Regions from separate parts of the Mus musculus genome. Here all the other regions are linked to region 1. A link is a loop called in an ENCODE intact Hi-C map of the cell type or tissue named here. Cell type or tissue: heart. All regions are shown on one strand. Links, peaks and the distances in the headings refer to the core of each region. The heading gives the core; the rest is flanking DNA. Region 1 holds the start of Dusp16 (dual specificity phosphatase 16). Region 2 overlaps Borcs5 (BLOC-1 related complex subunit 5). Region 3 has its middle 34 kb from the start of 2810454H06Rik. Region 4 overlaps Dusp16 (dual specificity phosphatase 16). Region 5 overlaps Bcl2l14 (BCL2-like 14 (apoptosis facilitator)).

The links. A loop is a pair of places that touch in the nucleus more often than their neighbours do. Peaks named below come from ENCODE experiments on the same cell type or tissue, not always from the same donor. Only the 100,000 strongest peaks of a DNase experiment are listed, where the experiment ranks them.
Region 2: it touches region 1 in a loop (9-fold over the local background); 16 of 42 quality-filtered maps call a loop at or near these places.
Region 3: a loop joins it to region 1, with 4 times the contacts of the local background. A loop is called at or near these places in 2 of 42 quality-filtered maps.
Region 4: a loop joins it to region 1, with 2.6 times the contacts of the local background. A loop is called at or near these places in 5 of 42 quality-filtered maps.
Region 5: a loop joins it to region 1, with 8 times the contacts of the local background. A loop is called at or near these places in 7 of 42 quality-filtered maps.

Annotation. Positions count from the first base shown.
Region 1 is chr6:134,790,963-134,797,005 of GRCm38, forward strand. It overlaps Dusp16 (dual specificity phosphatase 16), which reads right to left and starts at 1,666. Exons shown (of 7, transcript NM_130447.3): 1 at 1,315-1,666. 1700055D16Rik (RIKEN cDNA 1700055D16 gene) reads left to right here and starts at 1,398. Exons shown (of 2, transcript NR_151454.1): 1 at 1,398-1,534. In heart, for the core only: no CTCF peak of the experiment used is centred there; DNase peaks (open chromatin) are centred at 449, 989, 1,729 and 3,439; H3K4me3 peaks cover 2,994 bases; H3K27ac peaks cover 2,696 bases.
Region 2 is chr6:134,655,782-134,661,824 of GRCm38, forward strand. The region is part of intron 2 of Borcs5 (BLOC-1 related complex subunit 5); the gene reads left to right. Among named protein-coding and RNA genes, the nearest start is that of Borcs5, 18 kb to the left of the region's middle. In heart, for the core only: a CTCF peak has its summit at 3,754 (motif pointing right); a DNase peak (open chromatin) is centred at 3,790; H3K27ac peaks cover 405 bases.
Region 3 is chr6:134,861,092-134,867,134 of GRCm38, forward strand. It overlaps a transcript of Crebl2 not described here. Among named protein-coding and RNA genes, the nearest start is that of 2810454H06Rik, 34 kb to the right of the region's middle. In heart, for the core only: no CTCF peak of the experiment used is centred there; a DNase peak (open chromatin) is centred at 2,280; H3K4me3 peaks cover 670 bases.
Region 4 is chr6:134,714,569-134,720,611 of GRCm38, forward strand. It overlaps Dusp16 (dual specificity phosphatase 16), which reads right to left. Exons shown (of 7, transcript NM_130447.3): 6 at 5,926-6,043; 7 at 900-4,483. The coding sequence ends at 3,316. Among named protein-coding and RNA genes, the nearest start is that of Gm36328, 36 kb to the right of the region's middle. In heart, for the core only: no CTCF peak of the experiment used is centred there; a DNase peak (open chromatin) is centred at 3,773; H3K27ac peaks cover 200 bases.
Region 5 is chr6:134,422,535-134,428,577 of GRCm38, forward strand. Bcl2l14 (BCL2-like 14 (apoptosis facilitator)) reads left to right here. Exons shown (of 7, transcript NM_025778.3): 3 at 1,077-1,528; 4 at 4,762-4,926. The coding sequence starts at 1,084. Among named protein-coding and RNA genes, the nearest start is that of 4933406J09Rik, 22 kb to the left of the region's middle. In heart, for the core only: CTCF peaks have their summits at 2,776 (motif pointing right) and 4,822 (motif pointing right); a DNase peak (open chromatin) is centred at 3,087; H3K27ac peaks cover 284 bases; H3K27me3 peaks cover 292 bases.

The DNA of each region.
Region 1 (6,043 bases), core at 322-5,321:
ACCCAATAGAGAATTCTATAAATCTGAATTACAGCCTCCCACAGTGTGCTCGCTAATATTTGAATTGTCTCAATTGTTAAGCTTTTTTCCCCTTCTTCTGAAATTTACCTTTAAAGGTCTTTTCTTTAAGGGAGATGAAAAAGTGTAGGCTTTTTGAGGAAGTAGTTGTTAACTGTATGTACTATCAAGCTCCACAGAGTGGCCAAAGAGGCTTATTCCCCCTGAGAATCTATTTCAGAGAGAGAGAGATAACGTGAGCAGGAGAGAACACATACCTGGTCATTTTCCCAGCAGGTTCGATAGGTTTGATTCGCTTGTAAGAGCAGAGTATTTACTTACAATCTTTAAAAGCAAAGTGGCACCCAGCGCACTGTGTAAATAAAAACCTCAGAGGTTTAAAAACCCTCATCCTAACTCACTTCCCCTTGGTTCAGGGGACGGCACAGCCAACCCCACAGCAAATGAGATTATGCAACAGGTTTTTCCTCTCTAATCATGGGCTGATTAGAGGTGTGCGTTCTCCAAACAATCTGAGACACACAGGACTTCAAAACACCAAGGATCTTTGCAACAGGCGTTTAAGAAAAGTTCTTTCCAATTTTGCACAAGCCATTCATTTTAAGATCTCCTTGTACTTTCCCCAAGTGTATTATCAGCTTTCTGTAGGAAACAACCCGTCGCTCTTAAAGAGTTTGCATGTATGTCCTCCTTAGGGTTTTTTTTTTTCCACGTGAAACTACACCGTACACACACACACACACACACACACACCGTCCGTTGTTTCCCCGTTTTCATGTCTCACATTTTACAGCTACTGTAAATAAAGGAGTCACCGGCGGACCGTTTTCCTCCAACACCGTGACGGGAGCCCCGGAATGAAAGTTGAGTTTTGGGGGTGGGTTTTTTTTTTTTTTTCCTTGTTTAAGGAAGCGACACGGTCGCTCCCCAGGTGGCCTCGCTGGCTGCCTGCACACACACAAGGTGAATTTGGGATTATGGAAACAGTCAGGGCCCCACTTGGCAGGCGTGTTGTGTAACAGTCTGGAAGTGAGCAGCTTCGCCCGCCCAGGTGCCGGCGACCCGCGGCCCGGGGCTCGTTCGCCCGCTCGCCCGCTCGCCCGCTCGGCGCGGCGAGGCCGGGGCGCCCCCGCGGCTCGGGCCGACCCCCAGCGCGGCCTACACACCCCCCGCCGCCGCCGTCGCCGCTCCGGGCCGCCGTGGCCCGCCGGCCCCCGGCCGGGGAGAGCGCGCGGCGGCCGGCACGAGGAGCGGACGCGCCTCCCAGCCGGCCCGCGGCCCGCCGCGAACACTTACTTGAGGGGCCGCCGGCTCCAGGCTCGCGGAGGGGAGCGAGCGTTGTCACCGCGTCGCCCAGCCGTCGCTCGCGCGTCCTCCTCGCCGCCGGGGCTTCTCCTCTGAAGGGTGGGCGGAGAGCTTAGCGAGAGCCCGGGCGTTTGCAACTTTTCTTCACTTTCTCTTCCACCGCCCCCCGAAAGAGGGAAAAAAAAATGTCGACAGGGATGAAGAAGTTGAGGTAAAGTTGGGGGTCCGCGCGGGAAAAGCGAGAGGGGGAGGGTAAATGGTTGGAAACGGGATGAGAGCCCCCCCAAACGGTGATGCCCGCAGGAGGGGACCAGGGGGGGTAGTGTGGGGGTTGGGGAGAGAGAAAGAGTCGCTGGTCAGGAAACTTCAAGCGCGGATGAGGTCATCGGTTTAAAAATAAAGAGATGGCGTCACTTGAAACCAATCCCAGTGAATGAACTCAGCGGAGCCCGGGGGGGAAAGGAGGAGACGGGCGAGGGCGGGGCGGGGGGCGGGGTGGGGGGGCGGGGTCTCCGGCCCAGGCCGCGCATCGCCCGCCCCTCGGCGCTCGTCCCCGCGAGCCGGAGCCTCCGGAGCCTCCGGGAGGCGGGCTCGGGTCGCGTACCGGGCCGACCGAGCGGCGCCTCGGCGCTCCGGGTTCGCGGCCCGGGAGCCTGGGTCTGTGGCCCGCCCGCCTCCTGCCCGCGCTGGGGTCTCTCCTCCGACGGAGGCGGCTGCTCCAATGCCCCCACTCTAGGGGAAGGAAAGCAAGGCGATCTGAGAGTGCTGCAGTCAATCATTTTGTAAGAAGGTCCCGGAATCCCAAATCCGGGGCTTTTCTCTTGAGAGGGAAGTTACAGGTACTTGAAGGAAAACTGCACCGGTGATATCAAACATATCTTCACCTATGTCTTCGTCCTTGAAAGACCCTACTACACGAGTGCGGGCAAACGCAGCCAAGAATTATTTTTTCTAAAAGAATCTTTTCTGCGTGCCCTCGAGATGGCTCAACAAGTAAAGGGTCCATGCGGTGGAGAGAACCGCCTTTGAAAGTTGTCCTCAGTCCACATGCTGTTCCCCACCCCGCTACACACACACACACACACAAATAAATAAATAAAATGTAATACACACACACAAATAAAATGTAATAAGACGTTAAAGGTATTTTAGGGTTGTTAGGAGCACTGACGGCTCGATTCCCAGCACCCACATGGCAGCCCAGAACCATCTGTAACTCCAGTTCCAGGGGATCTGATGCCCTCCGCTGACCTCCATGGGCACCGAGCACACATGGGGCGCACACACAAACATGAAATCAAAACGCCCTTACACATTAAGTAAGTATTCTCGACATCGGTAGTACAGCATCATCTTTAAGTCAAACCAGAGTTCACTTGCTTTCAAGAGATGCAAGACCTACTTGAGCCTACTTTAACTCCAAGTCTTTCATGGGTTTGGGTTTTTTGTTTGTTTTGGTTTGCTTTTGCTTTTGCTTTTTTCTCCCTTCTTTTCAAAGTAGCTTTGTTTTGAGACACTACCTACTTAGGAAAATGAGAGACCTGAGGTGGCGACAACCACTCTCAGCAACTGAATAGGACAATCGAAGCTTTATTCCAGTGTTCTTTGAGCATCTGAGCTTGAAGCTTCTACTAAAAAGGACTCACGTGGATATCACATAACAAAGATGAGATCAATGACAGAAAAGCACACTTCGAGTGGACTGGCCCAAGAACCAGATTCCTGTACCCCTCAACACACGCCATCTGCAGGGTACTGAAGTAAGGATTCCGGCCTTCAAGCAGTATGTTGAGGTGAATCGATGTGGGCACCGCCTAGGTGGCTTGGCGTGCTTTCCGAGTGGGTTAGAAAGGTAACGTTTCTGTTAGTCCTCTCCCACCTTTAAACCCTGCAACAAAGGTGCACCCGTTAAGGCTGGCAATCATTAATCATTTAAGGTAACCATTATGGAATATGCCTCCGGGGACTTGCAGGTCATCTTTCAGAGTGAAAAAGGGAGCCCTTTTGGAGGTGAGAACCGCAGAAGCTGCAAGCTGAGCTTGCCGATGCCGACCCAGCTTAGAGGAGAGGTGCCTTTGACCTTCTGCGGATTTGAGTGGAGGCGGCTCCCTGTCCTCTCGTGGCAGGACGCGGTACTGCAGCGTCACCAGCTGACAACCACCAAGACGCCTGCTTTTGGAAGTTGGGAGAGGAGTAGGTGAAAAAGAGCTATATAAGGAGTCCCCTAGCTCAGGAAAAAAAAAAAAAGTTTGTTTGTTTGTTTGTTTTTTTAAATGTTCTGGTCTAGCCAGGTGTGATGGTACACAGGTAGCAAGACAATTCTGGCACTCGGGACACTGGCTGGACCAGCGTGGTGGCTCTCTGGGTAAAAGGCCTGAGGACCTAAGTTCCATCCTGGGATACACAAGGAAAGGAAGTACTCCTGGTCTCCACAGCCAACACGAGGCATGTCTGTGCATACACTCATCGCATACACATATACACTTTAAAAGAGACTGTGGCAAGAGGATTGAAAGCTAGAGGCTAACTTATGCTACAGAGGTTGACTGTCACAAGCAACAAAGCCAAGTGCAACTGTCCCCTTCATGAAGATGGCTGTCTTTGGTTTATCAAGGAACCGGCAGCCGGTGTTTCACAGAAAACGGTCTTACTGGGTCAGGATTTCAATGCGCTAGAAACAGAAAGAGTGGAAAGGATGAGATGCCGTCCTTTCAAAAGGCTTGAGAAAAAGAGGATAAATTCCAGTAAAGCATAAGTGTAGAACATTTAAACCCTCCAAGGTCATAGTGGTCTGGCAGCCTATCTCAGGTTCAGCTTGCTCCTGATAGTATCCTGTGGGTGTTTTGTGTGCTTGTTTGTTTTCACATTTGTTTATTTATTTATTTATTTATTCATTTATTTATTTACATACTAGGGGTGGACCATGGTACACTTGTAAAGGTCAGAGAACAACTTGCCAAACAACTTAGTGTCCACATGTGGGGCCTATTGGTCAAACTCAGGTCGTCACACTTAGCAGCTCACACCTTTACCTGCCTCAAACCTAACCAGACATGCTCCGTGTTTGTTTGTTTCGTGTTTCGTGTTTTGTGCAGAATCCTACTCTGTAGCCCAGGCTGGCCTGGAATTTCATTAATTCTGCTATCTTAGTTTCATTAATTCTGCTATCTTAGTCTCCAGATTGCTGGAATTATAGGCATGACAACCATGACTGGCCTCTAAAGCTCTTTTTTTTTTTTTTTTTTTTTTTTTTTTTTTTTTTTGGTTTTTCGAGACAGGGTTTCTCTGTATAGCCCTGGCTGTCCTGGAACTCACTTTGTAGACCAGGCTGGCCTCAAACTCAGAAATCCGCCTGCCTCTGCCTCCCGAGTGCTGGGATTAAAGGCGTGCACCACCACGCCCGGCTTAGCATATTTTTAATATTATGTAGAATCCAAGTTTGAAGTTCTGGCCAAGGGCATTTCTGGCAAGTAAAATAATATATGTACATATATATAAATTACATATGTATATGCATATATTATACACACACATACATACATACATACATACATACACACATACATGGTGAAGTGCTGAAAATACCTTTTCCTGTTTTGATGTTCTCACTTCCCAACTACTGGAATGTGTGTAATACTACATCTGGCTTATACTGGATTTTTAATCCTCATAACAACCTTTATAAAAGGGATTCTGGCTTTGTAGCCCAGGTTATTCTCAGACTCATGTACCCTAGGCTGGCCTCAAACTTGTAGTTACCCTACCTCAGCTTCCCCCAAATGCTGGCGTTAGAGATATGTGTCCCCATACACAGCTTATGTTTATGATTTTTTTTACATTGAACAAAACAGAGACTGGGAAAAAAATCAAGGAGCTTTGCAAGGACACATAAGTGGTAATAAGAAGTTGAAACTAAATTCAAGTGTCCCCATGAGACCAATTTGTTTAGAAAATACAGAATATGAGTTCCAAATAACACTAAAGCAATATCGCTTCTCTTAGCATACACTTCTGTGGAGCTTGTGACTCAAATATAAGCTGCAGAGGGGCTGGAACTCGCCAGCTACAGAGTCCAGGGGCACATGGTGGACATGTACAAGGTATTGACACCAAGTCCTCTGAGTCACTGTGAGGTTTAAATCCTGTGCCAAGTAAAGCGCCGAGTACCTGTACGGTGACATGGTAACCACCTCACGCCACTCCTTCCGCCTTAGGAAACCCTCATATGGAACCGACCTAGATGACGACCCACAGACTGAACTGGGGTACAGAGAATGAGGAAGCTCATTCCAGGAAGAAGAAACAAGTACAACAGGAGAAACAGAAGTAATGTGTGTCGAAACAGCATTTGACTGCAATAGTATAAAGTCTGGGAAACAATTTAGAGCTAGATTACGTTAGGACCCAGCCAAAGAATTTACATGCTGTAAGTAACGGGAAATAGTAGGAATTATATTTTTTTTTCCATTTTTTATTAGGTATTTAACTCATTTACATTTCCAATGCTATACCAAAAGTCCCCCATATCCACCCACCCCCACTCCCCTGCCCACCCACTCCCCCTTTTTGGCCCTGGTGTTCCCCTGTACTGGGGCATATAAAGTTTGCAAGTCCAATGGGCCTCTCTTTCCAGTGATGGCCGACTAGGCCATCTTTTGATATATATGCAGCTAGAGTCAAGAGCTCCGGGGTACTGGTTAGTTCATAATGTTGTTCCACC
Region 2 (6,043 bases), core at 633-5,632, 130 kb before region 1:
CTTTCTTCTCCTTTTTTCCTCCTTTTTGAGATAGGGTCTACTCTTTTTCATTTGTTTTTTTGAGATAGGGTTTTATGTAGACTTATGTCCACTTGCTATGTAGACAAGGATGACCTTGAACTCCTGATCCTCCTGGCTCCACCTCTCAAGTGCTGGGATTACAGGTATGGGCTACCACAACTAGTGCACAGCAATCCTCAGTATATCATAACCCTTGCTACCAAGGTGTTAGACTCCACTAGTGCCTTGGTGTCTGCCCACCTCTCTACCGTGGCTCGTGGTGAAAGGCCTATGCCTGGCCTTGTTTGAGAGTCAGAAGTTGTTTGCTTATTATTACCTATGGTTGTTTCTCCAGCTTCATGGAATTTTACTCCATGCATTTCAGATAGTCTTATTTGGAGATTCACAGTCACCCCGGTGCAGAGCTCAAATGTCCCTTTACTGAGGCCTTGCCTCTCCCATGGCCTGCTGTGTCAGCTGAAGACACTAGTTGTTCCAGTACTGCGTCGCCACCTTTCCAGATCAGTAAAGAAAACTGGGCTTTTCTCAGAGATACCCTTTGCTGTGGACTGAATGTCTTTATCAGTCCAAAACCAGAGGCTGCAATGGAATTCCTATGATTGTATAGGGAGATGGGATCTTAGGCCTGTAGGTAATTTGATTATAAGAGTGGCACCCTTAGGGGTGGCATTCATGTCCTTACAAGAGAAAGAAGAACATTCTTATCTTTGCCAGGTGATGAGACAGTAAGCAGACTGCCATTTGTAAACTAGAACCAGGTCTTGGGACTCCGGGGCCATGGATGGTCCAGGCTTCAGAACTAGGAGAAAGAAAGAGTTGTCGACTAAGCCACCGTCCATATTGTTCTAGTTACAGCAGCCATGACTAAGTCACCTCCCTGCTCTACATCCTGGAAACTGCCTTCAGGCAGTAAGCTAGGAAAACAGAGTGCTTTGTTTTGCTTCTCTTGGGGACAGAATGGCACTTCCTGTGCAGAGCATCTGAAGAGTCGCCATACACTTTATCTGCTTCCTATTTGTGTATGGCTGGAAGGCAGAATAGTTCATTCTTTTTAGAAACTAGGAATTTCTATAAAAGTAGAAAAAAGAAAATTTTAATCCATTTAAAAATTTTTTTTCCTCTTCTTGCAACACATTGCTAAGTGTCTGAGAGTGTTCAGACAGGACAAACGCAAATGTACAACGTGGCCGCTAACCTTCAGGAACTTTGGTAGATTTGTGGGCAAACTGAATAACTCACGGTAATATAGTGTGAGTAAAACTGCTAGTACACTGCTAGTAAAACTGCTAGTAAAAAGAATAGGCATGCATGGAAGGGGGATGGTTTTATCGGCTATTTATTTACAGTCCAAATGTTCTCCCCCTTCCTGGTTTGGAAGGGGATTATTAACATAGCCTGTAGAATATTCTGCTGAGTAGGCTTCACAGAGGAAAAACATTTGAGCTGGACTCCAAGGGATGAGTGAGAAACTACTATATAAAGATGGGGGGGGTTCCAAGTTTTATAATCTTTGATATAAACAAAAAGAAGCTATATAAAGCCAAACTAGCTCTTTGCTAAAGTTATATTTGGGATCTGCTGTCATCTAGACAGCCATAGGTCAGGAGGTAAAAGTCTGCTTTCAGCTTAGGCTTTTTCTGTCCGTGACTGAGGTAAGTTCTCCCCATATCGCCTGGACCATGATAGAAAAACAGGTGAGAATCGAACCATCCCTCTACCTCAGTAGTATACTCAGGTTTTGATTTCAGTTACTCTCCTGGTTAGCTCAGCTTGGGTATGGTGCATCAGCCCTGTAATCCTAGCACTTGGAGGCAGAGGCAAAGCACGGCTGTAATTTGGAGATCGGCCTGGGTTGCATAGCAAGTTTGAGGTCTCCTCGGGCTCATAGTGAAAACCTCCCTCAAACAAACCAACGTTAGAGTAATTGCCAGCATGTGTACTGAGTATTCATTATTTTTATTTACATTTGTAATTTGTGCTATATTCTGAATTTAAACCTAAGTATGTGGAGCCATGTCACTGTAAACAATATTCCTATCTGAGCTAGTTAAAATATTGCTGAGGTATGACAATAAGAGATGTATTTATTTTCTCTGAAGCTCGTCTTTGTTAGTAGTTTGTGACAGCCTGAATACATAAGGGTAGACTGTATAAAATTCAGTCAGTCCTTTTAAGTTTTTTTACTTTTCAAAAACCCTCTTTATACTTCTACTTTTTTTTTTTTTTTTTTTTTTTTTTTGGTTTTTCGAGACAGGGTTTCTCTGTGTAGCCCTGGCTGTCCTGGAACTCACTTTGTAGACCAGGCTGGCCTCGAACTCAGAAATCCGCCTGCCTCTGCCTCCCAAGTGCTGGGATTAAAGGCGTGCGCCACCACGCCCGGCTCTATACTTCTACTTTTAAGCATACTAGCAACTAGAAGTGAAATGTCAATTTAGGAAAGGTGAGGCTTTATAAATATTTCCAGAATTGAAAAAAAAAAAAGTCCTTTCCACGTCTCAGATTTTAACTGATGATTGGACAGCTTGATTGGTAACAGTCTTACAGAATGCAGAGTTGATTGTGGATAAAGTTCTTAACTCCTGAACAGAAGGGAGTCAGTCACATCCTAGATTTAGAACTCTGCTGTCTAAAATATTTATTCATCCATCTAGACAAATGTATTTATTCTTTTTGTTCACAGCTATCTTTAGGCTAGAGATACAAAAGCAGAACCACGGTTATGGCCCACGAAGAGTCCCTGGTGTAAAAAACAAGGGGGTGGGAGGGCCTGTCATGGCAGCACATGGTAAGGGCTCACAGATGTGGGGAACCTAAGGGAAGACAAGCTATTCTGAGACGTAAAGGTTGCCGAGAATGAGAAGAGTGTGGAAGAACCTCTGGTCATCTTGCGAGTGTGGACTGAGCACGCCTTATTCTAAATGCCTTGGGATATTAATGTTTTAGGTTTGGGGTATTTTCATAGGCTTTAGGTGTTTTGAAATCTGAAACTTCTGAGCACTGACACCGAGTTCAAAAAGTTTCACATTTTAGAGCATTTCAGGTTTTTGAAGAAAGGATGCTCAATATATAACGTCTTTGGGTAGGAGGGGGTTCAAGACAGGGTTTCTCTGTGTAGTCCTAGCTGTCTCAGAACTTGCTGTGTAGACCAGGCTGGCCTTAAACTCAGAGATCTGCCTCCTCTGCTTCTCAAGTGCTGGAAATAAAGACATGTGTGATCACTGTCTGGTGCAATCTGAAATTATTTCCAAAATGTTTAACAGGTTACCAGGTGAAACTTAAAAACTGCTGGTGGTCAGGCCCTGGCTTCAGAGTCACTTTCAGGGACTGGGATATAAGGAGTGTGTTACACTAGCATTTTAAGTGACCTTGAATGGGTGCATGGGCCATGTATTGGATAAACTAATTTGAAGATGGTAAATTTGAATTCTACTTATTGTCACAAAATTTAGATTATTCAGTAATGATTTTAGTGATGATTGCTTTGTGGAGCTAGGGGTTCCTCAGGCTTACTCAGCAAGTGCTGTAGCACAGAGCTGCTTTCGTTCCTCAGCCCCAGACGGTTTTTGTTTTTGTTTTTTTTCCTTTTTGCTTGTTTGTTTTTTAAAGGCGTGTGATTTTGGAAACTTGCTATTGGACTTTGGGTCTTTGGGATCAGTCTCAAGTCTTCAGGTTTGGAGGCCGGTATCCTAACCCTCTGAGCCATCTAAAAGTGACAACACTTTTGCCACTAGATGTCACTAGAATAAAACAGCTGGCTGCGGAAGTGTCTGTACCCTGTGCCCAGTGTTAGGAACATGGGCTCCCGAGCATCTGGATCTCCGTTTAGAACCAGGTCACAGCTCATTTCAAATGCAAGTTAGCTGGAAAGCATACATGTTCTGTGACATGACAGTCATCTGTAATTGCCTCCTTTAGTGTTTAGCAAGACAGGAAAGGAAAAAACGTCTGACCAGAGGAAACTCTAGCGTGACCTTACATTGTGTATGTAGGAAACTCTTTTCAGTTTATCACTGTGCTCAAAGAAATAATTGTGTTTATTGGAGGCATTTTAAATATCTGTCTGCTGGTGAGTGGATAAGTAAAATACCACATGTCCAGGAAATGGAATAAAAATCCTACTTAGCACTAGAAAGAAACTAGTGGATGAGCTGGAAACCACAATTGCGTGGATTCAGGAGAGCCAGCCCAAACTGGGAGACCCTGTCAGCAGGATGGGAGGAAAATAGGTTGGATGCAATGATCTAAGTAGAAATCAAGAGGTGAGAAGACCTAAGTGAAATGATCTTCATTTTGCAGGTTATCCTTGGTCCTGCCTTGAGTCTGGGTAACATTGAACCTGAGTTTCTGGTTACTGGGTGTAGATGGAGCCATTTATTTTGTTTATTGTCAGTTCTTTGATAAGTTTCATACATGTATATGATGTATTCTCTTAATTCCTCTCTGTACCCTCTCATCCCCCTCTCATCCCTATGAACCCCCACACCTTGTCTCTTTCCATGTGGTTGCTGGGAATTGAACTCAGGACCTTCAGAAGAGCAGTCAGTGCTCTTAACCACTGAGCCATCTCTCCAGCTCCCAATACTGAACTATTTCTTGTGTTTAACATCTAAAGTTATTTTGTTTTTGTTTTCTTGAGACAGGCTCTTATGTAGCCCAGGCTTACCTTGAACTCACTGTGTAGCCATCCACCTCCAAAGTGCTGGGATTTCAGACACGCACCATCATACCTCATTCTGTGTGGTGCTAGGACTCAGTCTCAGGCCTTCATGCATGCTAGACAACACTGTCTCGAATGAACCTCATCCCTGCTCAGAGGATCACAGGTTCAAGGCCAGCCTGCACTACAGAGTAAGACCTTGTCTCACCCCACTTCCAAATTTCTCTCTTCAAATACTATCTTTATCACTGTTTAATTTCAGTTTGGTTGAATAAATTTTGATTTTCTTTTTTCATTTCCCCTTTTCTGGGTGCTTCAGGGTTATGCCTTTTTATTGTCTTGTTTTTAATCTTTACTGGGGCCTTTAAACTTTTACATTAAGATTTAAGCCATGGTTATCCGAGGCTCTCAGTACACATCTCCTCCTCCTTATTTGAGATAGCCTTGTAGGGCATGCTGCTCCCACTTCTGGCCCCTGGATCTCCCGAGAGCACACGCCAGGTTCTTTGTATCTTTTGTGCTTGCTGTCACACAGTCTTCCTGTGTGCTGTAAATGCACTCTATCTGACTGTTCCTGCCTTTTGCTTTAGGTCGGGTGTTGGCAAACATTTTCTTTAAAGGCGTGGTGGTAGTTTAGGCTTTGCAGGTTCTCTGGCCCTTGTTATAAGAGCAACCACAGGTGATGGATGAAAGAATGAGCGTGACTGTATTCCTATGTAACCTGACTTATAACAGCCCAAAGGAGTAAGATTCGGCCTTTGGACCATGCTTTGTTGACTCCCACTTCAAACGCTCAGTGAGTTGGTGATTAGCCATTCCCAGAGACTCCCCTTTCCTTAGGTAGGTCCAGGTTTCTGTTTGCCATCCTGCTCCTCCCTAGAGGACTTCCCTTAGCATTTCTTGCAGTGTAGGTCTGCTAGTAATAAGACTCTTGCCCTTGTTTATTTTTCTGAAAAAGTCTTTATTTCTCTCTAGTTTGTTCATAACTATACTCTATGAAGGAAATATTTACTTTTACTTTATGTACATGCATGTGTGTGCATCACAAGCACACAGTGCCCAAAGAATCTAGAAGAGGCCATCATATTTCCAATGTTTTAGTTAGGGTTTCGTTGCTGTGAAGAGACATCATGACCAAGGCAATGCTTATAAAAGAAAACATTTAACTGGAGTTGGCTTACAGGTTCAGAGGTTTAGTCCATTATCATCATGGTAGGAAGCATGGTAGCATCCAAGGAGATATGGTGCTGGAGAAGGAGCTGAGAGTTCTACATCTTGATCTGTAGACACTAGGAGACTGTGTGGCAACACTGGTTATAGCTTGAGCATAGGAGACCTCAAAGCTCACCCCCATAGTGACACTCT
Region 3 (6,043 bases), core at 395-5,394, 70 kb after region 1:
CAACTCAAAAAACACAAGAAGATCAATACATAGTTCTGGACCAGACAGGGCTATAGAGAGAGATCTTGTCTTAAAATAACCAAACAAAACAAAGAAGAGCAAAAATACTGATACAAACGTGCTGTTCAAGCTGGAGCAGCCAAACCCAAGAGCCACGGGAAGAGAAAGGAATATCAGAAAGACACAGCAAACATCCCTTCACGTCATGGCTCGTCTGTGAGGCCTGGGAGGAGATGCAAGTGGAGAATGCCCCGGGCCTTGTTAGAGTGACCCTCGTCGTTTAGTATTCCCAGCCAAAAAGGACAAAACTATGAGAACATGAGCTTTTCAACCAGAGAGATCAGGAACTCTGCCTAGTATGGAAAAAAAAAAGTCTTTGAAAACTCTAAAGCCTCCCGGAGCGGGACATCATGGGAGCGTCTTGAGGACAAATGCGGAAACGGGCCAGGCGCTGAACTCGATGGGTAGAGTGCTTGTCTGGCAGACACCAGCTCAAACGTCCCCGGCACCACACAGACAGGGTGTGAACACCTGCAATCCCAGCACGCAGGAGGTGGCAGATCAGAAGTTCAAAGTCACCCTGAGCAGGGTTCGAGGGACTGTGATAGACTCTTCTCAAAAGGAGGGAGAGAGCGAACCTAACAAATGAGACAGGAATTCATTAAACAGGGGGTGGGTACAGGCCAACTTGAAGCACAGAGCAGGGAAGGCTGTCATCAGACCCTTGTCAATCTTCTGCACTTTCTTTTCTCAATGAGCCTGGAAATCACTGGTTTCCCGCCATCAGGTTCCAGGGATCTCCTGTGGCCACCTATCCAGTGCTGGGTTTAGAGATGGGAACCAGAGCCAGGTTGCCATGACTACATAAAAGAACAGTATCCACCTTACTGCAGCGTCTCTGGAACGTTTCCCTAAAGGAGCATCAGTCTTCTGCATCTACGCTTTGGTTAGTAAAGTGCTGGAAGGCCATGTCGACTGTTGCATGCTCCAAACCACATGATGTCCTCCGACCTCCAGGTCTGCCTCCTCAGCCTGCGTTTGGTCACCCTGGGGAGCTAAAATCCCACGTCCTTCAAGTATGAAGGCAATCCAAACTCTGTAACGTCTACTGTATAACTCAGAGCTGATGGAGTCAGTCACTAAAGCAATACCTTTGTTTTGACTTGGTTTGGTTTGGTTTTTGTTTTCCCACACACTCCTGTAGCCAATCCTGGCCTTGAATTCCTAACTCTCTTGTCTGTACCTCCCACATGCTGGGGTTATAGACATGGGTTTAGATAAGGGTTATAATAGACACACACACACACACACACACACACACACACGCGCGCGCGCCACAGCATGCATAGAGATCAGAGTTCAAACGATGGGAATCTGTTTTCTCCTTCCACCTTGTGGGTTTAGGGGACCAAACTCAGGAGCCAGGCTCAGTGTCAAGCACCCTTAAACACTGAATCATCTCACTGGACTCCAAAAACCCTCTTAAAAGAGGCTTCTGCGAAAGAATAGATAGCACTTCTTGACATGTCCACACTTGGGAAAAGTCCAGAACCTACCAGATTGTAGCAGCTCAAAAAAATTAAAGAGGGTCTGAGAGGCCTGAGGTCAGTGAGACCGGCCTGCAGTGAATTCCTTCCACACCAAGTCAAATTGTCTGTTTAACCCTGCACATGCGCACCCACTCAGGGGAAAGCGTGTATTGCCATGGAGACATCTGCATGTCCTCTGAACCTAATTATGAAAGCAGCCGAGGGGCAGGCAGGAGCTCGGTCTGTACAGAGCTCACCGAGCGTGCACCAAGTCCAAGCAACAGATGGGGTTGCTGCCAGCAATGAAAAAAATCTAGTGTGGTCACGCGTGCCTGTAATCCCAGGACTGGGGACGTACAGGCAGGAGGATCGGGGAGTTCAGAGCCAGCCCAGGATACATGAGAAGCTGACTTACAAAGAAAAAAAAAAAAAAAAAAAAAGGAACAGAAAACGGAGAGGCCACGGTAAGTGCTGTGGATTTGGCGGTCTGTTGGGGCCTTTTGAGCATGATCACATTTGTAAAATAGTTTAAAACAATATTTTGAGTAGCGATTTCGCGCCCGTAACGGGTATTATTTGCTGGGGAATTTCCTCTGATGTTTAGAAGCTTTGCGTTTGGAGCACACTGATTGATGAACCCACAGCTGAGTCTGGGTGCTCTGCAAGCTTGGCTGTGTGGTTGCTAAGAGACCAAGATTTCTCTGAATTCCAATGAGTAGCTGGGTGAAAACTCTGCCCGCTAGCCACAGCGCCGCCAAGCGGCGTCTCTCAGAACTGCGTCCGGATTCTTCAGTCTTCCCTTCCTGGTGAATTTGAACAAAGGCGGGCTGTGTGTGCATCCTTTCAAGGTCTGCGCGCAGGGAGGACGTTTTTTTTTTTCTCCAACACACGAATTGTGTCGCAGTAAGCAGGAGTGACACAGAACTGGGTACCAAATTAAAAGTAAATATTAAATAAAATATATTGGGGTCGGGGCGGGGGGGGGGACCATATAGCAGAAGAACCATATAGCAGGTGTGTGGTGAAAGAAAAACTTTGTAGAGCTGGCTCTTTCCGTTCAGGGACAGAACTCAGTCAAATTGGTGGCAAGCACCTTTACCAGCTGAGCCATCTCACCCACTTAGTTTGCCAGGAATGGTAGATCACCCTTAACTTTACTTATTGGCTTGATTTCAGTCTTGTAAAAGGTAAGAGGCTTCCTCTGCTCTGGGAAAAAAATGTAATTTAGATTAATATTTTCTAAAGATTTTTTTATTGATTATATGTAAGTGCACTGTGGCTGTCTTCAGACACTCCAGAAGAGGGAGTCAGATCTTGTTACAGATGGTTGTGAGCCACCATGTGGTTGCTGGAATTTGAACTCCAGACCTTCGGAAGAGCAGTCGGGTGCTCTTACCCACTGAGCCATCTCACCAGCCCCTAGATTAATATTTTTAAAATTTATTTTTATTTTATGTGCATTGGTGTTCTGCCTGTATATATGTCTGTGTGAGGGCGTCAGATCCCCTGGAACTGGAATTAGGCAGTTGTGAGCTGCCCGGTGGGTGCTGGGAATTGAACTCAGGACCTCTAAAAGAGCAGTCAGTGCTCTTAACCACTGAGCCATTTCTCCAAGCCTTCTAAATTAATACTTTTATTTATTTACTTTTTATGAGACATAGTCTTACTTTGTAGCCTAGGCTGGCCTGGAACTCAACTATGATAGTCCAGGCCGACCTCCAACTTAGGACAGTCTTCAACCTCCTAAGAGCTAAAGCACGAACCACCAAACCTGCCTACATCTTTCTGATTTTTAAGTCTGTGTGGGTTGGGGGAATGTTGGGGACTAACCCTAATTCTTACATATTAGACCACCACTTTGCCATTTGGCTATACCTTCCTCCTCCTCCTCCTCTTCCTCCTCCTCCTTTTTAATTTTAAGACTCGGGGCATGTTGGCATATGACTTTAATCCCAGCACTCTGGAGGCAAAGGTAGGCAGATCTATATGAGTCTGAGTCTTGCCTGGTCTCCATAGTGACAAATAACCCCCTCCAAAAAAAAAAAAAAAAAGATTAAGTTTCTAAAAAAAACATAAAATAACAAAGCTAGATGTGGTGCTGCAAACTGGTGTCACCCCAGTATTTGGAAGGTAAAAACAGGAGAGTCAGGAGTTCAAGGCTAACTTTGTCTTTATATAAAGTTCTAAACCAGTTTAGGCTACTTGAGACTGTATCAGAAACAAAAATCCACAAATAAGGAAAGCTGGGCAGCTGTGCCGATTATTTAGAGTCATCTGGAAAGAGGAACCCGAATGGAGAAGACATCTCCATCAGGCTGGCCTGGAAGCACACCTGTTGGAGTATTCTCCTGACAGATGATGGATATGGGAAAGCCTAGACCACTGGGTTGGTTGTCCTGTGCTGTGTAAATAAGCAAGTTGAGCAAGCCAGTGAGTAGCATTATTCCCTGGTCTGTGCTTCAGTTTCTGACTCCAGGCTTCTGCCTTGACGTCCCTTCGTGATAGACTGTGATAGGGACATGTGAGGCAAAATAAACCCTTTCCTCCCCAACTAGCCTTTGGTCATGGTGTTTACCACAGGAACAGAAGCAAGCTAAGATAGCCATTGTGCTTGCTGAGTGAGCTTGGCATGAATATGTACACACACACACACACACACACACACACACACACACACACACACACACACACATTAAGTTAAATAGGGTCTGAAGAAATAGCTCAACAATTAAGAGCATTGGCTGGTCTCCCAGGTTCAATTCCCAGCACCCACTCAGCTGCTCACAACTAACTACAGCTCCAGAGGATCTGATGTCCTCTTCTGGCCTCCACAGGCACCTGCACACATCTACAATACACACACTGACTGTGTATACATACATACATACACACACACACACACACACACACACACACACACACACACACACACACACACACAAATAAAAATACAATAAATCTTTAAAATAAATAAGTGCCTGCAGGTGGGCAGAGGCAGGCAGATTTTTGAGTTCAAGGCCAGCCTGGTCCTGAGGACAGCCAGGACTACAGAGAAACATTGTCTTGAAAAGCAGAAGAAAAACAAAATAAAACAGAAAACCAATCAATCAGTCAAGCAGCCAAACAACCAGAAGGGTCTTTTCCACTGAAGTCTGAGCCATAAAATGCAGGGCTCAGTGAGACAGGTGTCTGACTCATTTCATTCCAGACACATTAGCCAAGCATGTGAGGAGAAGGAAGAAAGGAAAAAATGAGTTTTTATTAGCCTTTGTATTGGTCCTTTGAAGGAAGCATCTCAACCTAAAAGCTTGCCTGAAGGTATATTTTGTTGTCCTTTCTCTTGCTGGCCGGGAGTTTACGGTGTGTAGACCAGGCTAACCCTTGAAATTCCAGATCCTCCTGCCTCTGCCTCCTGAGTGCTGATAATGAGGGTGTGCCAGCCTGTCAGCTTCTGTGGATGATTGTAGATCAAAATCTAACGGCTCTGTTTGGGGATTTCCTTGGCCTTTGAGATTGGCTCTAACTACATAGCCCTGGCTGTCCTGAACCTTGCTATGTAGTCCAGAATGGCTTAAACACAGATCTGCCTGTTTTGCCTCCTGAGTGCTGGGATTTGAAGTGTGTGCCCCGACACCTGGCCTGCACTGATGCTCTGTCACCGAGAACAGACTACCTTCTGGATCTCAGACCATTCGGTACCAGAGGTCGAGGAGCCAATCTATGGCCAAGAGAAAAGTGTGAGCCAGCTCATTACACTCCATCTTGATGCCATCAGAACGACGGCTTATTTCCGACTGTACTGTTCTACTGAGGTTGTGATCAGGCCTACAGGGCATGTCTGGGTGGGACCACTCATGTTCTCTAAGGAGACAGCTGATATGGTGAGGAACAAGCCACAGGGTTGTAGGAGGGCCCGAGTCAGAATACCAGCTGTCAGACTCCAACCTGACAAGCTGCCTCATGGAGAAGTTCCAGTCTCATGATCTGGTGAATAGAGATGATCATAAACTCATCGCAGGTGATGCTGAAGCAAGATCACCTTGAGGGGCTGGTGAGATGGCTCAGTGGGTAAGAGCACCCGACTGCTCTTCCAAAGGTCCGAAGTTCAAGTCCCAGCAACCACATGGTGGCTCACAACCATCCAAAATGAGATCTGACTCCCTCTTCTGGAGTGTCTGAAGACAGCTACAGTGTACTTATATATAATAAAAATAGATAAATCTTAAAAAAAAAAAAAAAGATCACTTTGAGTATGTAGCCAGCCTGGGCTATAAACCCAATCAAAAACAGAAGAGCAAAACCCATAAATACATCGTGGAATTGTGGAAAGGATGAGCCAATACACGTAGACTGCTAAACAATGACTTATTATCTGCAGCTCGTGTTAACTAGCCCATGGCAATGCAAACCAGGCTTGTCTGTAAGCCCTTATTTCATTAAACTAAATTCCTTTTGTCTTGTGTTGTTTTGCTTTTGAGACAAAGTCTCAGCCCAAGCTGGACTCCAACTTGTTG
Region 4 (6,043 bases), core at 688-5,687, 76 kb before region 1:
CCCAGCAGCAGTCTCAGTGGAGTCTTTCTGCCTCTCCTCCCCTCCCCCCCCCTCGTGTGTGTGTGTGTGTGTGTGTGTGTGTGTGTGTGTGTGTGTGTGTGTGTGAGTGTGTTTCACACAGTGTTGTGGAATTGGTTATTTTCTTCCATCTTGACATGGGTTCTAGTGATCTTGAAAACAGGCTGCCAGGTTTGTATGGCACACACCTTTACCCACTGAGCTATCTCACAGGGCCATGGTTTCCTTTAGAGCCATTCTGTCAGCCTTGTAGTGACAACTGCGTTATTTGACCTCTTTAGTGTGTACATCTGGTTAAATTGGTGAGGCTAAGTTTCTCATATGATCAAATGTCACTAAGGTATATATAACATGGGGAACAGTTTCTTTCCATTGAAATGGGGTCTCATTAAGTAGTCAGGCCTCCTTACCCACTGTGTAGCCACAGATAACCATAAACTCCTGCAGTCTCTACCTTTATACCCCGAGTGCTGGGATTCCCACCATTCACCATGTCTGGTTTATACAGTGCTAGGGATCAAATTCAGTGCCTCATGAATATGAGGTAAGCACTGTACCACCTGAGCCTCATTTCAGCTTCTGAGAACCTGTTTAAAGGCCACCCTCCTGTTTTCCCTTAAGGACTATGGAATTGTTTGTGGTAGGTGCACAGGCAGGCAGCTGTCTTTGTGTGTCCTGAAGTCAGGAAGGTAGGAATGCTTCCTCAGTGTGTGCTTGGCATAGGGAACACAGACTGGCATCTGTCTCTGCTCCATGTGAATGACACATGGATGGATCAGCTGCCACCTCCACTCCAAATGGTTAAAACTGTCACTTGTGGTCCTGTGACAGTGTGGTTCCCACCGAGGGTGGGATCTGCAAGGAGAAGCCACGTCTCACACTTACGTACAAATAGGTACCAGTTCTGATTTTATTTCATCATATTAACATACGTGACACTTGAGAATGAGAGATGCACAAGTGAACCATTCAACAGCTTGCCTTTTACTCAAGGACACGATATTCATATTAAACATTTATATAGTCTTTCCACTCTAACTTTATAAACGGCCTGAACGGTTTCCAGCATTTCTCACAGAGTCCATTTTGTACCATCCCAGTAGACTTCACAGACTTCCCTGTGCTTACGTGAGGAGACCTAACCACCACCACCCACAATGTGCCTCAGAGGCAGCCCTTTCAGCATGGTAGTCGTGATTCCAAGAACTGATACGACATTAGTGACGAAGGACTGACAGCTGTAGTGTATGACTGTCAGCCACACAGTCCAGAGAGCACTTCTCTACAGGACATCTGGCATTAGGTAACGCACTGCCCGAAGCTACTGAAGCCAAGTCCCCAGTCTTCTGGAACATACTTCATGTTGGAGCCGTTGTTTTCATTCTTAAATAAATTACATCTTACCGGTGTGACCAGATTTTAAGAAGGTGGATTGTTACATACTTAAGTGTGTGTACACAATGTATCAAAATTTACTGTGAAGCTTTGAGAACTTTAGACATTTTGATATATATCTAAGAAGATTGCTGAACAGAATCTCCAAGAGTGGCAACGTGCTCCCTGTGCAGTATCTGCTCTACCTTCACCTTATGCCCACACACAGCTTATCTGTACAGACCCAGTCTGTTCACGAGGCCCCTAATCCTCCTCACAATCAAGCCTGTCAGCTTCCAACCACCGTCACTCTATGCTGGTTTCAGCAATCAGTATAGGAAACAGTAAGTCACATCCTAGCCAAAGGACCATCCATTTCACTAACAGAAAAACCTGAGATATGAGTCAGCCCCTAGCTACACTTACAGTAAAGAACAATGACAACATCTACCCCACACCCACACCCTGCTGACGTGAGTGAATTAAGGCCGTAAGGAGGACCGTACTCTAGAGGATACAACTCAAGCCAGGAAGTTTAAGGGCAGATATGGACTATCGTGTACACACTTCTTGTTCTTATCTCCTATCCTCAGCTGCCAGGATTGAGTCTACACAGTGATTGTATGTCAGGGACCAAGACACCACTGTGGTCCTTCCCTCTGATATGCCCCTTCCCTGGAAAGCATGCTGGGATAGCTTTGGAAAAGAGCTTTCCTGTATTCAAAACTAAACAAAATTCAACAACGCCCTCTTAACCTTTCTAGTATGTTTTATTCTGACTAGTTCTTGCTTACCAAAGCCCATGGTTAAGTTTGGAAGTTTAAGAAGATTCTAGAAATATTACCCTCGTTGCATACCATAGAGAAAAAAAGCCAAGGAAATCCATTTCCTGCTTCAGGTTTTACCTTCCCAAGTCTTGCCATAGTTTTATTCCAGGACACGAAACAGAAGTGAGAACCTGAGGTTCTGTCGGTCTGCTACCAAGCCCAGTGATTCATGCTTATCTCTAAACCAGGTCTGTGGCCAAGTGAAGAAGTAACAATCCCACTAAAGAGAATTCTTATGTTACAGGGAGGGAGGGAGGGAGGGAGACTGTTCAGTGTTCCATCCCTGGCTTAAGTCTCTAAGCTATCTGACTGCCCAATCTCTGGCGAAGCTAAACTCTAGTTGGTTTCCCCTCTTCATTCAAGCTGACAGGAGGGTTACATGGGCAACAGGCCCACTGGGATTTTGTGCATAGTCTGGAAAGTGACAAGTTACCTACTTATTCACAATGCCTAGAAAATGGTCTACTAGACATGGTAGTGGTGATGGCCCCAAATGTCTTGTCTGAGGTACTGGATTGGTTATAAGTAGATCTAGGCAAGGCTCCTAAATAGTTCATCCAGCAGAATGATGTCCGTATCCTTCAGCTGTCAATCAAGTTTGGGTTTATTACGCAGCTTAAGACAGGATCATTTCCCTTGGAGTTACCATTAGAGGGAGGGTCTTCCCACCTGACCCACAGCTGGCTCAGTCTTAGCGCTAAGGTGCACTAGGGAAGGGCCTGGACAGAGATGAGTTCTGAGACCTCTGTTGCACGTGAAAATGGGAGGGATTTTGCCCTCTAACATTAAAAACAAACAACATACAAACAAACAAAACCCTTGCTTTTGTAGGAACAAGAAGATGTGCAATTCACTGAACCAAATCTCTTCTCCTGGCTGGGAGAATTCTAACATCTACCCTTCCAATCTTTTCTGAGAGTTAGCTATTCTCAGTGCAGGTGCTGAGAGAACAACTGTGTTGATCCATCTGTTGCTTTTATACCGTAGCTCTATATTCCAAAAATATATATGTATGTACATATACATATTTCAGATTTACAGGGACTATTTTTTGTGAACAGGAAACAAAACTGTCAACAGAAGCGACGAGGTCTTCTCAAGAGACCTCGATGATCTCCATGCTGCCGGAGAAGCTGGACTGGCTGCCCACCTTGCCCAGCTCCTCCCTGGACCTGTTCTCCGACATAATGCTCTCTCCAAATTCCATTTGGCAGCTTCTGCGTTTAAACTGCTTTTCAAAGGGGCTCTCTTCATGCCAGCTCCGCCTCGAGTCAGCTCTGTCAGTAGGCTTCTGCCGCCTACGAACAGAATAGATTTGGTCACTGCAAGTGGGCAGCTGGCCACAGCTGTAGGCAGAGTAACTGCTGTTGCCTCCATAGATGGCTGAAGCAGAGTACAAGTGTGAAGGCTCCGTAGCAAAATACCAACTGCTGGTCAGGGAGGGGGCAGAGGACTGGGGAGCCAGAATATCTGAGTGCCAGCCCTTGAGGCCAAGCCCTGCAGACTTGGTGAGGTGTTGCTGGCTGGTGGAAAGGCCAAAAAGGAAGTTGGTATGGTAATTGTCCTCTACACTCCCGCTCCGATGCAGTGGCGAGAAGAAGGGCCTCTGGGTGGACCCACTACTGCCGGTTCTCACTGAGTGCAAGCGTGTGACCTGGCTCTCAGAAGGCCTGGGAGGTTGGGGCTGCTTGGGGATGTGGGCCTCCTCCTTATCCGGGCTGGTCTCTGGACTCTGTTCTGATACCTCCTGAACGGGGGAGAACTGGCAGAGCTTGTTGGTCCCATCCAGTGTGGCAGAAGGTTTGTAGTAGTCTAAAGCCTCCTCTGACGAGAAGCCGTGTAGGGACGCGGCCATACTGGCTGAATATGAAACAGATTTGATATCGAGAGAGAAGGAACGCTTGAGCTTAGTGCTGTCTTCCAGCTTCTCTGAGGACAGCTGGAGCCCACTGAGCGCCTGTACCAGCGGACTGTCCTCTAAGAGTGACGGCTGTAAGCTGGGCACACTTGCAGGATGCACAAGCCTTTGCCCTGATGCCTCCGAGGTCGAGTTGGCACAGGGTGGACTGAGAGACAGTGCACTCTTCCATCCGCCCTCTGAGGCTGCAGGCACGGGCTCACTGGGTTTGTCTAGGTGCAGCAGCTTCAGTTTGCTCTTTGGCCCTGACATTCCAGTCTGGTTATTAATCGTCTTCTCATAGTCCATGAGTTGGCCCATAAAATTAAAATTCGGAGATATAGTAGGTCTTTTTTCTTTCACAAATCTATAGAGAGGACAAAGCAAAACCCCTGAGTTTTACAACTGCACTTTGTCTTGAAGCTAGTAAGAGAACGTGGGACGGGACACTACTCCACCTTCTCAGGGTGCTGGAAGAGAACTCACGTACAATTCCAGCACTGAGGTGGAGAACACCTTATCAGGGTGCTGTGGCATGGTGGGTGCCCGCTAGAGGGGATTCTCTAGGCTCCTTGTTTCCAAGAAGCCAAGGCTTCCTGTGCAGTTGATAAGAGGATTCTGCTGAACCCAGGAAATGCCCTGCTCCCTGCCACACCCAGCAGCACAGCAAGGCTAAGCCCCTCATCAGCTTCAGCATCCCAGGATTCCCTCTCCAACGTCCATACTCACTCACATCTCAAGACTTCCCATAAGGAGACGGATGGCACCAGATGGCACAGTGTCAGAGCACCCAGTTCTGGATTTCTTTTTATATTCACAATGTTAGAAAAATCCGTTACAAAGTGACCTCTGGATGCTAAGCACTGTGCTGCTGGACTGAATTACTCAGTCCTTAACCTGCTTCATCTATATCAGGCGCAAAGTCCTTAAGTTCACTCAACAATGAAGCGGGATTCAAACCTTGGACTAATGAGTGTCTAAATCCATCTTGAAAACTCACACAGTAAAACTGTAATGGGATATAAGAATGTGAGCCTTCCCACCTGACTTCAACCTAAGCAGAAGGACACAGGGACATAGCCTAATTGGAGAGAAGCATTGTACAAAGAGGACCGATCTACCTACCCCTCCCGGCACCCAGGAAGACAGACTGCCTAAGCAGCTCGTGTCATTGTTCCAGAATTTACATTCTGAGAAACTCAAATATCAAAAGAAGCTAACATGGTGCATGCATCTATATTCTTATTCTTTTTCTTATGTGACACAACCACTTCTTGTCAACAGAGCATACAACAGAGGCATAAGAGAGAACTCAGTCTCATTTGTCACCAAAGAAGACACAAGTCCTCAGCAATCCTGCCACTTTTTGTCCTTTCCTGAGATAGAAGGAGAGGGCAGCCTAGGCAAAACTACTACCTGTAAAATCTGGCCAACTAGACAGGACGGCAGTTTTCCTCAGATTTTATCCACGAGTGTACCTGGCTTTTCCATCTCTGCAGTCCAGTCCAGCAGAGCAGCCTCTGTGGCCTTGTCAATCAGAAAAGGTCATGCTTCTCTATTGAGGGAAAGGATAAGCTTTCCTGGTCTGTTACTAAAAAGAGCCGAGGAGGGACTCCACATGTTAGAAGAATGAAAGCTAAGCAGAGCCAACTCTTCCTCAGTCTCTGCAAGGCCATGAGTCACCAGGAACCTGTGATGTGTGTGACCAAAATCAGCTTTGTCTACGTTCGTCTGGTCACCCACCTTCCTACCTCTTTCTGTTTCAGGGAAAATGAAAGCAAGTCCCATAAGCCGTGCTCCTGTCCTTACCTGTAAGCCTCATCTAGAGACATGTCCATCCTCTTCATGATGTAGGCAATAGCAATAGTGGCGGAGCGAGAGATCCCAGCTAAGCAGTGGATAAGCACACAGCCATTGGAGGCTTTTG
Region 5 (6,043 bases), core at 539-5,538, 370 kb before region 1:
TGGTGGAAAGAGAACTGAACCATAGACCTCCACATGTGGCATGTGTAGGCACATACACATTAAATAATTAATAACAGCAACAATAATAATAAAAGTGTATGTAAACATATGTGTGTGCATATGTATGTATACGTGTGTGTGTCTACACCTGCCTTTTCACTTATTTTCTCTGAATGATTCCAAATTATTGAGTTTGGGGCCAGCCTGGGCTACATGACACAAGCCCTGGCCATCAGATACCTGTGTTGTACCATTCTCAGCAAACTTCAAGCATGTCTTCATAAGTTCTCTGCCCATGCAGTTTTTTGGTTTGTTTGGTTCATTAGTTTGCTTTGCTTTGGTTTTTGAATTTTTGTTTGTTTGTTTGTTTTTTGAGACAGGTTTTGTCTGTGTAGCCCTGACTGTCCTGGAACTCACTCTGTAGACCAGGGTGGCCTTGAACTCAGAAATCCACCTGCCTCTGCCTCCCAAATGCTGAGATTAAAGGCGTGCACCACCACTTCCCCAGCATGGTTCTTGGTTTTTATTTGTTTGATGGGTTGAGTTTTGTTTTCCCAAGACAAAGTTTCTCTATGTAGCCTTGGCTGCCCTAGAACTAGCTTTGTAGACCAGACTGTCCTCAAACTCACAGAGACTTGCCTGCCTCTGCCTCTCAAGTGATGGGATTAAAGGTGTGTGCCACCACCTCCAGGCAACTGGCCATGAAGTTTTAAAGATAAAGCACATCCCCTGTCTTTCTGTTGCCTTCACCTGTTCCATATGAAGCGGACTTTCCCCCTGCCTCCCCACACCCAGCTATCTTCCCCTCCGTTAGAGCCCGTAGTCTGTCATTACCTGGCTTGTGTATGCTTCTGTCTCCCCCCCCCTGCCCCCCCCCGTCCCAGTATAACCCTAAGCTGGCCTCCAACTTGTTAAGTACCCCAGGCTCTTCTGACACTGGTTACTCCTGCCTATCCTAACAATGTGATCTCAGAGCCAAAAGATGCTCTCCCAGGTCTCCCCCATGCTTTCTCTTAACCTGCAAAGCAAATGCCCCCCTCCCCCACGCTAAGCACCTTTGCCCTCTGTCGTTCCAGACCCAGCATGTGCAGCACCAGTGTGTATGACCTGGAAGACATTCCCCTGGAGGATGATGATCCAAACAGCATAGAGTTCAAAATCCTGGCCTTCTACGCCAGACACCATGTCTTCAAGAACACCCCGGCTGTCTTCTCGCCCAAGCTCTCCAGAACAAGGAGTCTGTCCCAGAAAGCCCTGGGGACTTGGTCAACTGATTCCTGGACACAGGTATCATTGCCTTGCAGAGGTTCCCCCTCCAGCGAAAAGAACATCAGCTTGGGCAAGAAGAAGTCTTCTTGGAGAACACTCTTCAGGGTGGCCGAGAAGGAGGAAGGCCTGCCGAGCTCCCCAAAGGAGATCCGAGCTCAGGGTCCTCAGGGCCCCTTCCCGGTAGAGCGGCAGAGTGGCTTCCACAACCAGCACTGGCCCAGGTCTCTGAGCAGTGTGGAGCAGCGCCTGGAGAGTGAAGGTAGGCTTGTGAACAGCTCTGCCTAGCACCACTCTCCTTCCTTGTGTGTGCCAAGAGGCTGGCCTCCTCTTACCTGCTGAAGATAGAGGCCTTTCCACTTCTTTAATTTCCGCCGTAACCACCCACTTTCCCCAAGGAGGGAAGGGTGGGAGGGGATGGTGGCAGTAGGGGTTTTCTGGCTCTGTGATGGTAAAGAAGCTTGCTTTGAGAGAGAAGGCACCTTAGCCAGGGCAGAGGCTTTGCCTCTTCCTGGGCCAGTTCACCTCTGGGGAGCCTGGGTACTGTGTTTACACCCATATACTGGAGAGTCACACCCTCTCCTACTTCTTCCGGTTGATGGAAAGACCAAAGAGAAGAGCCAGATGATGGAGGCAGGACTTTCAAGGGTTCATGGCCAGCCTTGGCTATATAGTGAGATGAATGCCAACCTGGGCTACATGAGACCCTGTCTTAAACAACAAATAAACAAACAATGGAAAGAGGGAGAAAGAGAAAGGGAAGGAAGGAGAAGGGAGAGAAGAGAAAAGAGAGGGGGCAGTGGGAAGAGGCATGAGAGGAGTAACAGGGATGAAGAGGGAAGGAAGAAGGGAGGGAGGGAGGGAGGGAAAGAATAAAGGAAGGAAGGTAGGAAGGAAAGAAGGAAAGAAAGACACTCAGGCAAAGAGATAGAAGCAGATAGGTTTTCAGTTGAACACACTGGCTCATACCTGCCGTCCTCAGCATTCAGAAAGAAAAGCATGGCCAGTTCTAGGCTAGCCTGGGGTACTTAACAAGTTGGAGGCCAGCTTAGGGTTATACTGTAAGATTGTCTTGGAAAACTGAAAAGAAACAAAATACTTTTCAGAACATAAGCCACCGGGCTGGAGAGATGGCTCAGCAGTTAAGAGCACTGCTGCTCTTCCAGAGGTCCTGAGTTCAAATCCCAGCACCCATGTGCTAGCTCACAAAGTGTGTAACTATAGTCCCATGGGATCCGATGCCATCTTCTGGTATGCGTGCAGACAATCTTTTAAAAAGGGAAGTTTTTCAAAAAATGTAAACTATTCTTTTTTTAAAAAAACTGATAAAGTCTTCCCTTGTTAGGAAAAAAGAAATTGTACTATCACTGAGGGCTTTACCTCCACCCACTTTACCACCACTGAAGTGCCCTTTACCTCAGCAGACGCTTCTCCCGCCATCCCACCCACTCCCACCTCAGCAGAGCCCCTTCCTGCCAGGTTTGTTGGGCCTAGGAAACTTGTCCATAGTTAGTCAGCAGATGGCAGTAACGGCTCAGTTTTAAAGGGCTGTGATCATTCTAAGTTGGAATCAGCCCTGCATGGACATGGATGGCTCCAAACCAGCCTGTGACCAAGGGAACTTCTTCAGTTAGACTGCGAGGATGCAGGCTCCTAAGAATACGCAGAACCCATCACTCAAGAGGCAGTGAGACTTTGTGGCGGACACACTGCCTGAACCACACGAAGCCATCTTCTCAGATTTGTTCATCTGCTTCTAAATGCACGGGTGGCTGAGGCCACAGCAAGAGGGGTTCCGCCCTCCTCTCCTGCCCTGTCTTCCCACGCATGCGTCAGCAACTGTGGATCAGAGCTGGAGGCCCCAATGACCTGGCTTTAGGGGTCACTGTGGCCTGCACAGAGACAGGAAGTTTCCACAGCCTTCCTTCCGCATTTCCTAGAGGAAATGACAAAAGTATTGTTTGGCTTTCCCTCCTAACTTTTCAAAAGAAATCACTCACATCATCTCCTCCCCTTTTAGAAAGAAGAAAAATAAATTTCAGATGAGATTAAGAATAAAAACTAAATTTGAGAGAGTGGGTTTATTGGCTAAATTGTATCTTAGGCTTAATAACCATATATTACAATGTATATAACCATAATACAGAGAGGTTTTTGTTTTAAGATTTATTTATGTATGAGTACACTGTCACTGTCTTCAGACACACCAGAAGAGGGCATTGGATCCCATTACAGATGGTTGTGAGCCACTATGTGGTTGCTGGGAATTGAACTCAGGACTTCTGGAAGAGCAGCCAGTGCTGAGCCATCTCTCCAGCTCCCATAATACATAGTTTTATGCATATCTAATTATATGTTGGATGTTCTGAAGAACATATTCTACAGGGCTGTGGAGATTCTAGATATCATATCTCCATTCAAGTAGAAAGAAAAGAGAAAGGCAGAGATGGCTTTCTTTCTAGATTATTCTAGATTATTTGGATATGTGTGTATATATATATATATATATACAAATATACATATATGTATGTATGTATGGGTTTATTTACTACTTATTTGAGATAGGACCTCGCTATGTAGCCAAGACTAACCCCTACCTCTTGACCCACCCCCATCATTAATTACTGTGAATGAATGCTCTTCTCCAAATACAGTATGATTACACTCAGCTACTCCACTTGGGACCAAACACAGAACCACTTCAAGTTCCTACAGTGAGCTGATTGGTGGAACACCAGTGACTACCCAACAAGTCAGCCAAGTACCTGCCTGCTCTACCCCGCCTTCCCCAAGCGGATACAAAGCTGCATTGTTTCTGGGTGGCTATAACTTGAGTCTATGCCGTGTAAATCTTCCTTCCTTGAGTGGAAACACACAGTACATCCCTTCCTGGCTTACAAATTCAGGAAAGATGAGTTGTATGTTACACACTTTTCTGAGCTATCTGTAGTCTGTGCTGGTCTGACACTCACGACCTTGCAGCCCTGGACTCCTGAGTGCTGAGGTGACAGATGTGGTCGTGTGTATGAAGCCTTGTTTACCTATAAGCATTACTTGAATGTTTTCTATTAAACTTAAGGGGAAATTTGTGACTATAAAAGCAAGGAGTATCAGACTACTGAACACTTTCCTGGGAACTGAGAGATCACCTCTCCTTCTCCAATGTATAAAGGTTACCCTCAAATGTAATTAAGCTTAATAAAAATAAAAGCACCAAGAACATTCTTTCAAGCAATGCTAGCACCCCACGCCATGTTGGGTGCATTTCTTTGCAAGGGAGAAAAGATGAAGGTGTGGAAGGGCCCCTGTATACTGCCCCCTTACCCCAGCCTATGGGGAATTGCTAGTCCCTTCTGAAGACTGTCCCGCTTCAAACACAAACTCCTGGGCATAGTCCTTTTATCTGAGGCTGGCCTCTTCATCCTAAACAACCAGAAGTCCACACTGCATCCCCAGTTCTGGGGATGGCCTCTGAGCAGTGCTTTCTTGTTTCAGTTGTGGATTCCAAAGTGGCTTGTATTGCCAACAGAGTGGCTGAAATTGTTTACTCCTGGCCACCACCAGATGTCATCCACAGCCAGGGAGGAAGCAAGCTCAAAGAGAGGGTCTCGGAGATTCTGTACTTCAGGTTTGAAGGACCTTGTGACTCTAAGAATAAAGGTAAGCCCTCCTTGCTGAGTTGAGTGTGTTGGGTTGAGCATGTGCCAGACAGAAGTGTCTGGGTGTGTTTGTGTGGACACAGCTCGGGGCTCTGCAAATTGGGAATCTCAGCCCACTTGAAGGCAACACGATGGAGACCTTGAGCTCTGGCTTAAGACATCACCCAAGACACAGGAATGCCATTAGCTTGTTGGCCAACATGTCAGCCCACTGCTAAGTCAGAAGAAAAGTCTCCCATGGAGGGAGAAGAGGACTAGCTCTAATCACACTAGTACATAGAGTTAGAGCATCAGCCAACCCAGGACCCCTGTGAAACACCCAGTATGGTCAGACATATTTATTTTTCTTGCCATTGTGAGAGAAATGCCTACCAGCAGCAATGTAAGGGAGAAAAAAATTTATTTTGTCTTAGGATTTCAGAGAGTTGCATTCAATGGTTGTTGGCCACATACATTTAGGCAGAAGAACATGGCTGCAGAGTACAGAAGATGGTGGATGTTCATTCTGTAGTCAATCAGGAAGCAAAGAAAGCAGGAAGTGGCCAGTCATAATATACCCCCACAGGCCCGCCCTCAGTTTTCCACTTCCTCCAGGCAGGCCCCACCCCCTAAACCTCCACAACCTTCCCAAACAGTGCCAACCATTGAGGACAGGCATTCAAAGCGTGAACCTGTGGGAAACAATTCATTTTTGATTCAGCAACCCCAGGTCTGATTCAGAAGGTGCTGAAAAAAGGGAGAATTGGGGACTAAATTAGATCAGTCACTGGGTACACTGTAGCAATGGCTGAGACTACTACAGACTCTAGAAGCCTTAGGGAAACCCTGGGATCAGAGGGAAGCACTGAAGGGAGCCGGGTTTGCCTTCCTTCATTGCTGACCTTTGTCTCAGCTCTCTCTCCTCAGCCCCTAGAAGTGCCAAAGTGCCTCCGGGGTCTTTAGCACAGTGAAGGATAGAGCAGAATTCTCTCCACGAAGGCGTCGTTTATCTCAGACCTTGAGACAGGGTGTGGATTTTTTCCACTGTCTGCTGTCTATCCGAAACCAAAAAAAAATGCCAAAGAGGCTTTGAGTGGGGAGCCCTCCAAGCACGCTAACAAGAAAGAGCTGAGGCTTTA